Linked DNA regions of Homo sapiens: region 2 is linked to region 1. Evidence: read pairs that join two places in POLR2A ChIA-PET (ENCODE). Cell type or tissue: OCI-LY7. All regions are shown on one strand. Each heading gives the region's core, and the rest is flanking DNA. Links, peaks and the distances in the headings are about the cores only. Region 1 has its middle 43 kb from the start of BNIP1. Region 2 overlaps FBXW11 (F-box and WD repeat domain containing 11).

Evidence for each region. ChIA-PET counts read pairs that join two places held together with the same protein. Peaks named below come from ENCODE experiments on the same cell type or tissue, not always from the same donor. Only the 100,000 strongest peaks of a DNase experiment are listed, where the experiment ranks them.
Region 2: POLR2A ChIA-PET joins it to region 1 with 6 read pairs; 1 of 35 experiments calls an interaction of 5 or more read pairs at or near these places.

The regions. Positions count from the first base shown.
Region 1 is chr5:173,185,315-173,189,715 of GRCh38, forward strand. No RefSeq gene overlaps it. Among named protein-coding and RNA genes, the nearest start is that of BNIP1, 43 kb to the left of the region's middle. RefSeq lists a silencer at 2,329-2,448. In OCI-LY7, for the core only: a CTCF peak has its summit at 2,277; a DNase peak (open chromatin) is centred at 2,287.
Region 2 is chr5:171,997,459-172,001,859 of GRCh38, forward strand. The region is part of intron 1 of FBXW11 (F-box and WD repeat domain containing 11); the gene reads right to left. Among named protein-coding and RNA genes, the nearest start is that of FBXW11, 7.0 kb to the right of the region's middle. In OCI-LY7, for the core only: no CTCF peak of the experiment used is centred there; a DNase peak (open chromatin) is centred at 2,613; H3K4me3 peaks cover 867 bases; H3K27ac peaks cover 733 bases.

The sequences.
Region 1 (4,401 bases), core at 299-4,298:
AGTGTAAACTCGTACAACCACTATGGAAAACCGTGGAGATTCCTTAAAGAATTAAAAGTGGATCTACTGTTTGATCCAGCAATCCCACTACTAGGTATCTACCCAGAGGAAAAGAAGTCATTATACAAAAAAGATACCTGCACACGGATGTTTATAGCAGCACAATTCGCAATTGCAAAAATGTGGAACCAACCCAAATGCCCATCAATCAACGAGTGGATAAAGAAAATGGTATATATACCGTGGACTATAACTCAGCCGAAAAAAGAATGAAATAATGGCATTCACAGCAACCTGGATGGAATCAGAGACTATTATTCTAAGTGAAGTAACTCAGGAATGGAAAATCAAACATCGTGTGTTCTCACTCATAAGTGGGAGCTAAGCTGTGAGGACGCAAAGGCATAAGAATGATACATTGGACTTTGGGGGGTTGGGGGAAAGGGTGAAGTGGGGTGAGGGATAAAAGACTACAAATTGGGTGCAGCGTACACTGCTCGGGTGATAGGTGCACCAAAATCTCAGAAATAAAAAAAATAAATAAAAGAAAAAAACAAAAGGGAGGTTCTCACAGGCCCCTGAAAGGGTCTCAGGGACTCCCTAGGGTTCCTCCGACCACACTTTGAGGACTGATAGCTTAGAGCCTCTCTTGGGCAGCTTCGTAAGTGCACGTCTACACAGGAAGAACATTAATGCATTGTCTGTAATAGCGAATATTTGAAACAACTGAAATGCACATCTAAAGGATGAAGAAATTGGAGTGTATTTCTTCAGTGGACTACAATGCAGCAGGAAAAGGAATGTTTGGCATCTGTGTGTATCAACATGGATCAATCTCACGATGTCAATCAAAAAAAGCAGCCGCAGAACGATTCTCATAGTTGACTACTATTTGTGTAAAGTTACATTTTTTGGTTGTGGTAAAATACATATAACATACAATTGACTATCTTAACCATTTGTAAGTGTATTTATTTCAGTGGTATTAAATACACTCATGATGTTACGCAACCATCAGCACCATCCAGCTCCAGAACTCTTTTTTTCTTTTGAGACAGAGTTTCGCTCTTGTTGCCCAGGCTGGCGTGTGGTGGCACGATCTTGGCTCACTGCAACCTCTGCCTCGCAGGTTCTAAGCGATTCTCCTGCCTCAGCCTCCCAAGTAGCTGGGACTACAGGTGCCTACCACCATGCCCAGTTAGTTTTATTTTTTATTTTTATATTTGTAGTAGAGACAGGGTTTTGCCATGTTGGCCAGGCTGGTCTCAAACTCCTGACCTCAGGTGATCTGCCTGCCTCGGCCTCCCAAAGTGCTGTGATTACAGGCGTGAGCCACTGCACCCGGCCTCAGAACTGTTTATCTTGTGAAAGTGAAGCTCTGTCCCCATTATACAACTCCCCACTCTCCCCTTCCCCCAGGCCCTGACAACCAGCATTTCACTTCCTGTCTCTATGATTTTGACTACTCGGCTCCGATAAGTGGAATCATACTGTATTTATCTTTTTGTGACTGGCTTATTTCACCTAGCCTGATGTCCTCAAGCTTCACTCATGTTATAGCATAGGTCAGAATTTCCTTCCTTTTTAACACTGAATAATATTCCTTGCATAAAGTTTTAAACATGAAAAACAATTACATATTTTAATGGATATATACGCATGTGGTAAAATAGAAAGAAACGAATGAAAAGAATAGACACCAAAGTCAGGATGGTGTCTGCCTCTGCAGGGGCGAGGGGAGATGGTACTGGGAGGGGCGTGCAGGGGCTTCGGTGGAGTCAGCAGTAGCTTGCTTCCTAGCCAGGGGATTTTATTCTGTATGCCAGCGCTTCCTTACACTCATGCCGTGCCCAGCATACACGTGTGCTGAGCTCAACACTCAGGTGTGCCTGAGATATCCACACCTTGAGTCCTCTGGGCAGCCTAGCAGAGCCTGGGGCAACTGGAGCCCCTGGGCTGTGAGCCCACTTTGGGGAGGCCCAGTTGAGTGACAGGACCTGAGAAGCACCCTGTGGTGCCCCAGCGGCCTCAGGAGCACCGTGAGCCTTGGTGGTATGCCCTGATCTAGGCGGGGTCCTGAGTGCCATCAAGAAAGAGCTGCTTGCTGCCTGGATGTGGAGGACAGTAGCCAGCCGCCAGGCATTATGCTGTCTGGTTTGGGCAAGAGCCACAGGGGCTGGTGAGCTTGCATTGCAGGTGCCCAGGAGTAGCGGGTACAGACTGAAGGGAGGCCCCCTAGGGGTTGGAGGGAAGGATGAGGGCAGGTGCCTGGGCAGGCCCAGCTCCGGGCTGCCTGCTCTGTCTTCACACAGATGCTTCTGTTTGGGTGACTGTAGGGGTACAGGGGTAACTGTGCCACCTGCAGGCAACCATTGCAGTCAATCATGTGTGCTCTACAAGTTAGAGTGTCAGCATTATTGTGACATACTCAGTATGAAAAAATCGGACTGGCTCACGCCTATAATTCCAGCACTTTGGGAGACCAAGGCAGGCAGATGACTTGAGGTCAGGAGTTCAAGACCAGCCTGGTCAACATAATGAAATCCTGTCTCTACTAAAAATACAAAAAAAAAAAAAAAAATTACCCGGGAGTGATGGTGCATGCCTATAACTCCAGCTACTCGGGAGGCTGAGGCACAAGAATCTCTTGAATCTGGGAGGCAGGGGTTGCAGTGAGCCGAGATTGCACCACCGCACTCCAGCCTGGGCGACAGAGTGAGACTCTGTCTCAAAAAGGAAAAAAAAGAAAGTTGGACTGGATTAGAAATCCTAAGAAGTTCCTATATCATAATTGCCAAGGAAAGAAAGGGTGATCCTTTATGTGTAGTTTTGACCATTGTAAAAATTTTAAGGTAGAAAAACACAATTTTTAAACCTTTTTAAAAGTCACTTACTTGTAAAAGCAAAATTTCTTGGCAATGATGATTACTAAGAATCTGAAACTCTTGCATTCAAGGGATGATATGTCATTTAACAGAAAGAAGAGGAAACTGGTCACAGTGGCTGATGCCTGTAATTCCAGCACTTTGGGAGGCCAAAGCGGGAGGATTGTTTGGGGCCAGAGGTCAAAGCTGCAGGGAGCCATGGTTGCACCATTGCACTCCAGCCTGGGCAACAGAATGAGACCATGTCTCTTAAAAATCAATCAATCAATCAATCAATCAATCAATCAATCAATGATGAAGAATCATTTAAAAAAAACCTAGAATTTGAAGCTTGTCTCATTAAATCAGGACTCACGGGTGCCCACTGAGCCTGAAGCCTGACATAAAAATTATTTTTATGGAAGTAAGTCTTCCTTAAGATTTTGGAAAATATTTTATTCAAATTTTATGTTAAATATATTTTCCCCTCTTTGTATTTTACCTTTGAATCAGAATTATATAATCTAAAAATGTGGTAATTTTTTTTCTTTTTTTTAGAGACAGAGTCTTGCTCTGTTGCTCACGCTGGAATGCAGTGGCATGATCACGGTCCCTGCAGCCTTCACTTTCCTGGGCTCAAGCGATCCTCCAACCTTGGCCTCCTGAGTAGCTGGGACTACAGACATGTGTCACCATGTCCAGCTAATTTTTGAATTTGTAGTAGAGATGGGGTTTTGCCATGTTGGCCAGGCTGTTCTCGAACTCCTGACCTCAGGTGATCCACCTGCCTCGGCTTCCCAAAGTGCTGGGATTACAGACGTGAGCCACCATACCTGGCCTGATTTCCATTTAGAAAATTGACTAACTACATGGTTCCTTAAAACACAAAATTTAAAGCGTTTGCAGAGAGTAACTTCTTTTATTTTTATTTTATAGAGACAGAATCTCTCTGCCATCCCAGGCTGGAGTGCAGTGGTGCACTTATAGCTCAATGCAGCCTTTACCTCCTGGGCTCGACCGATCCTCCTACCTCAGCCTCCTGAGTAGCTGGGACCACAGGCATACACTTCCATGACTGGCTAATTTTTTCATTTTTATTTTTTGTAGAGATAGGATCTAACTATGTTACCCAGGCTGGTCTCAAACTCCTGGCCTCAAGCGATCTTCCCACCTCAGCTTCCCAAGGTGCTAGGATTACAGGCATGAACCACTGCTCCCAGATGCAGATAGTCATTTCTTAGCAGAGGTGTGCTGGATAACAGAGACACTTAAAGTGAAACATTCACTTCGGTATTCATCTTGGCAAAATGAAAATGTATGTCCATACAAACATCTGTACACAAATGTTCACAGCAGCTTTAATAGCCAAAAAAAAAGGGACACAACTCAAATATCCAGCAGGTGAATGGTTAAACACACTCTGGGATGTCTGTACACTGGAATACTACTGAGCAATGCGGAGGGTCCACCTACTGCTCTGGGCAACTGCTGAGAGGGACTATGACGGAATGATGCTGAGTGAGAAAAGCCAATCTCA
Region 2 (4,401 bases), core at 142-4,141, 1.2 Mb before region 1:
GAGGGCTCAAATATCTACCATAAAGATATTTATTTACGTACCTAACAAAATGTTTTGGTTTGCTACATATAAGACATCATATCTACATATTACCCAAATCCTCTACCCTTAGCTAAAATATAGTGTGCTTCAAAACATATAACTGAAGACTGAACTTCTGACTCAGTAAAGGCCAGTCCCGTACAATGGCCAATGATCACGTAAACTGGGAAAAATCATAAAGAACGCTAATATACAATTTACTAGGTGACACCATTAAATATTAAGTCCTGTCCATATTATATCAATATTCTTTTTCTACCATATCAAATTAGACTGCAAATTCTAAACAAACTAAAAGGGAAAGAGAAAAAGCATTCAGCAGAACAACAAAGATAAAAACAAAAAGACTGAACTTACTCGAACATAAATTTGCTACTTCCACAATTGCTACATTATAGCCAAAATGCTCCTGCAGTAATTATAGTAATACCTACCTTATTGAAAAGCTACTAACTGGCCAAGCCCTTTACATTAATTACCCATATTTAATTCTCAAAAAAAGATGAGCAGAAAGAAGTAACCTATCCAAAGTCCCACATCTACTAGGTAGTAGAGCCCATGCCCTTTTCATGGAGCACTATGGACTCCACAGTTCAAGGGTCAGAAAGCCCATGATTTCTGAGAGAGGAGAAGAAATCAAGCTTTACTCTCAAAGGTCCTAAATTAATTAACATCAAAATGGAGAACAATGAAAATACAGAAGAGTAAATATTTCAGCCTACATGAATCAGTTGGGCCATCCTGAAAGGGTAATTCCCTAGATCTTGCCACTTAAAAAAGCATTTAATTAACAAAGAGCCATGCAATTCTACAGCCCATGATATTTTTTTCTTGTCTTTTTTTTTTTTTTTTTAAGTAGAGACAGGGTTTCACCATGTTGCCCAGGCTGGCCTCGAACTCCTAAGCTCAAGCGATCTGCCTACCTTGGCCTCCCAAAGGGCTGGGATTACAGGTGTGAGCCCCCATGCCCAGCCTAAAGCCCACAATATTAATGCTAAAACAAAACACATTATAGGCTGGGCTCGATGGCTCACACCTGTAGTCCCAACATTTTGGGAGGCCGAGGCGGGCAGATCACTTGAGGTCAGGAGTGTGAGGCCAGCCTGACCAACATGGTGAAACCCCATCTCTACTAAAAGTACAAAAATTAACCGGGCCTGGTGGCACATGCCTACAATCCCAGCTACTCGGGAGGCTGAGGAAGGAGAATCACTTGAACCCGGGAGACAGAGGCTGCAGTGAGCTGAGATCGTGCCACTGTACTCCAGCCTGGTTAACAGAGCAAGACTCCGTCTCAAAAAAAAAAAAAAAAAAAAGACTGTGGCAAGACATACTATAATGGTACTCAAGTAGTCTTTGTGTTTAGCAGCAAAGATTGTAACTGTGACAAAGAATCTCAAATCCAGCTGAACCCAAGTAATTTTTAAATTCTAAGATTTGTTGACAGTCCACAGGCAATGACTCTTAAAGATGTTCTGATTGTTCATATTGTAGGTAAGGCAATTAAAGTGACTGAAATACCGGTCTATGATTAACCTCGCCATAACAATCAGATGAAAATACCTTAAGACTCACAACTTTAAGGAGATCACAAAAGTAAAATCCCAAGCAAATAATGAGTTCTCAAGTTTTTCCCATTAAGTGGTATTACTCCTAAGCCTAAGAATAAACTGGAAACCCAATTTTGACAGAAGTAGCTAGGGAACTATGGCTAGTAGCGAACTGCTAAAACAGTATACTATGCTTTTCAAGGTACGACTATCCAAAATGCAAAACAAGTTATAGCAAAACACAACCACAGCAATTTGACTAACAGACTCATTTCTGGACCTCTTGAATCCTCAGGCTTTTCCCCTGTACTAGTGAGTTAATTTTTCTCCCTTCCCTTCAAAAAAAAAAAATATATATATATATACACACACATATATATTTCTTCAATCCCTAATTGTATATATATATTTCTTCAATCCCTAATTGCTGGCAGGCCTTATGCTAGTAATACAAAGATTAACAGATGCCAGGTGAGTAGTGTCAGGACTGAGTTCTTCCTGCCCCTCTGCCCCCTTTCTCTTTGAATCTATCATGTAGTCATTTCAGAGGGCCAAAATATATTTTATTGTTAGTTACCAAAACTGGTTCAATGTTCTCCAGTTAACTCCTAAAAAAATAAACATTAAAAATTACTCAAGTTCCTTTTTCACAATAGTAGAACCTCAGTCTTTCTTTTTCTTCTGTGGATCAGAGGCTTTTTACTATACAATGGTTTCCTACATTCAATATGCTTATATTTACACACCTCTCTATCACAAGCCAAAGAGCCAAAGCTTTTTTTTTTATTTTTCCTATTAATGTCCCAGTGTTTATACTTCACAGCTTTCCATTTTGTGAAGCTCTTCATTGTTAACTCAACCTGAGAGGGAATTTCCTAAAAACGCTTCCCGCTGACATCACAGAACTCTTCCATCTTTTAGTTTCATTAAAACACTAAGAACCAGGTAAGAGATACCCTACTGGATTGTCAGGTCTTCCTGGTCTGTCTCTCATTTGCCTACAAAGACAAACTTCCTCTTAAGCAATTGCGATCAGCAGAAACTAACCAAGGGTAACGAGCACATTCTTAACCAACACGTTTCTTCCCCCATTGTCATCTAATTCAATGAACAATACAACTCAGAAGAAAATCTTGTATGAATTCTCACTGCTTATTCTGTTAAGGTTAAAACCATCAGCTTTGATGATGGTAAGAATAAGAATTCAAAAACCACAATTTGGTCAGTCTAAACTAAACCGATCAAACATAAATCCCAATGCTCAATGTCAATATAAACTAATCACCAGTCTCTTTCTGTCAGGATACCAGGCATAAAAATAGGACTGGGTGGGTTCTCTCTGTAGTTACAGCATAGATCTAATTACGCCAAATTGGTAGTCATTGAAATAGTACCTCCCAGATTTTCCAAGACAGTATTGACTCTGCATGATTTCATTGTTTTTCCCAAAGATGGCTCATTAAATGTATGGCTAAAAGCAACTAAATGTTAGTCTTCTGTAAAGCCTCACAAATAAATACATGCGCAACTCAGGAGAAAGACCTTTTCCACACCATCGGTCTTGACTTCGCTTTAGGGTCCCTGTACTTGTGGGGAAAGTTAGTATGGTCAGCATTTGAAGAAAAGCAAGCCTCTGCAAAGTCCTTTCACACACATCTCTCATATAATCCTCCCAACAACTCAGACCAATACCTAAGTTTTCTTATTTATTTTTACATATAATCAAATCATACTGCAGAAAGGTTACCTTTCTTTATGTCACACAGCTAGCAAGCGACAGAGCTTGGATACAAACTCAGGTGTTTCACTTCAAAGCCCATGCCCTTTCTGCTAAACCATGCTTTTCTAAGGTCATGGAGCCCTTGGAGCTTATCAACTATTTGGCAAACCTGCACCAACTGATGCAAAAAGTATTCAGTTTCCTCAGTTCTTTGCTAACAACCAGTCTCTGAGTTCTATGTAAATCAATCTGTATGTGTGGAAAGTCTGTAAATAATGGTTAATATGTCTATGGATGTCCTATAAACAACACACCACCCACCTCTTCCCCCTCCCCATCTTTCTTCTCTATTCATCTCTACCTTTGTCTTAAGATATTCAAAAGGAAATCTTAAAAGGTTTCACTGCATGAAAGAAAGAAAATCTAACATTAATTTAAATCCATATTGAGCACCCATGTGCTGAGGAGTAACAGGGCAATCAAACACAGCCTCTAGAAGAAGAGTTTAGGCACAACCACAAGTTTTTATAATATAATAGGATGATATGATAAGTCCCATAAAAATTTGGAACTGATTATTGTGAGAATTAGTAATGTGGGTGAAAATGTTTAGAAAAGAGGATAGTTAAGACACAGGCAAAAGGCAATAATGTCTGAAAATGATCACCAGGAAAATTCAACCCAACATTTCCTGAAAGCCTACCACAAAGAAGACACCGTGTGTATGAAGGAACTGTGTGTCACTGGAAGATAATTAAGGTCCCAGCCCTTCCCATGAGGAGTTTATCATTCAACAGAGGACACAAACAGGTAACTATATTACAAGCCTGAAATATGTTAAGTGCTACAGGATAAATACAAAGTGCCAGAATTCATTCATTTCATTTGAGTGTCATATAGGCAGTGCTATACAGACACAAAAACCAGACAGTCTCTGCTACCATAATATAAACTGACATCAAAAGAGGTGGCACCTATTGTGTTTTATGGGTGGATAGGACTTCATTAGCATAAATGAAAGAGAAGATTGCTGAGATATAACCTAAGCCAATTTGGCCAGAGAACCACCTATTAGATCCTTTTGATAAA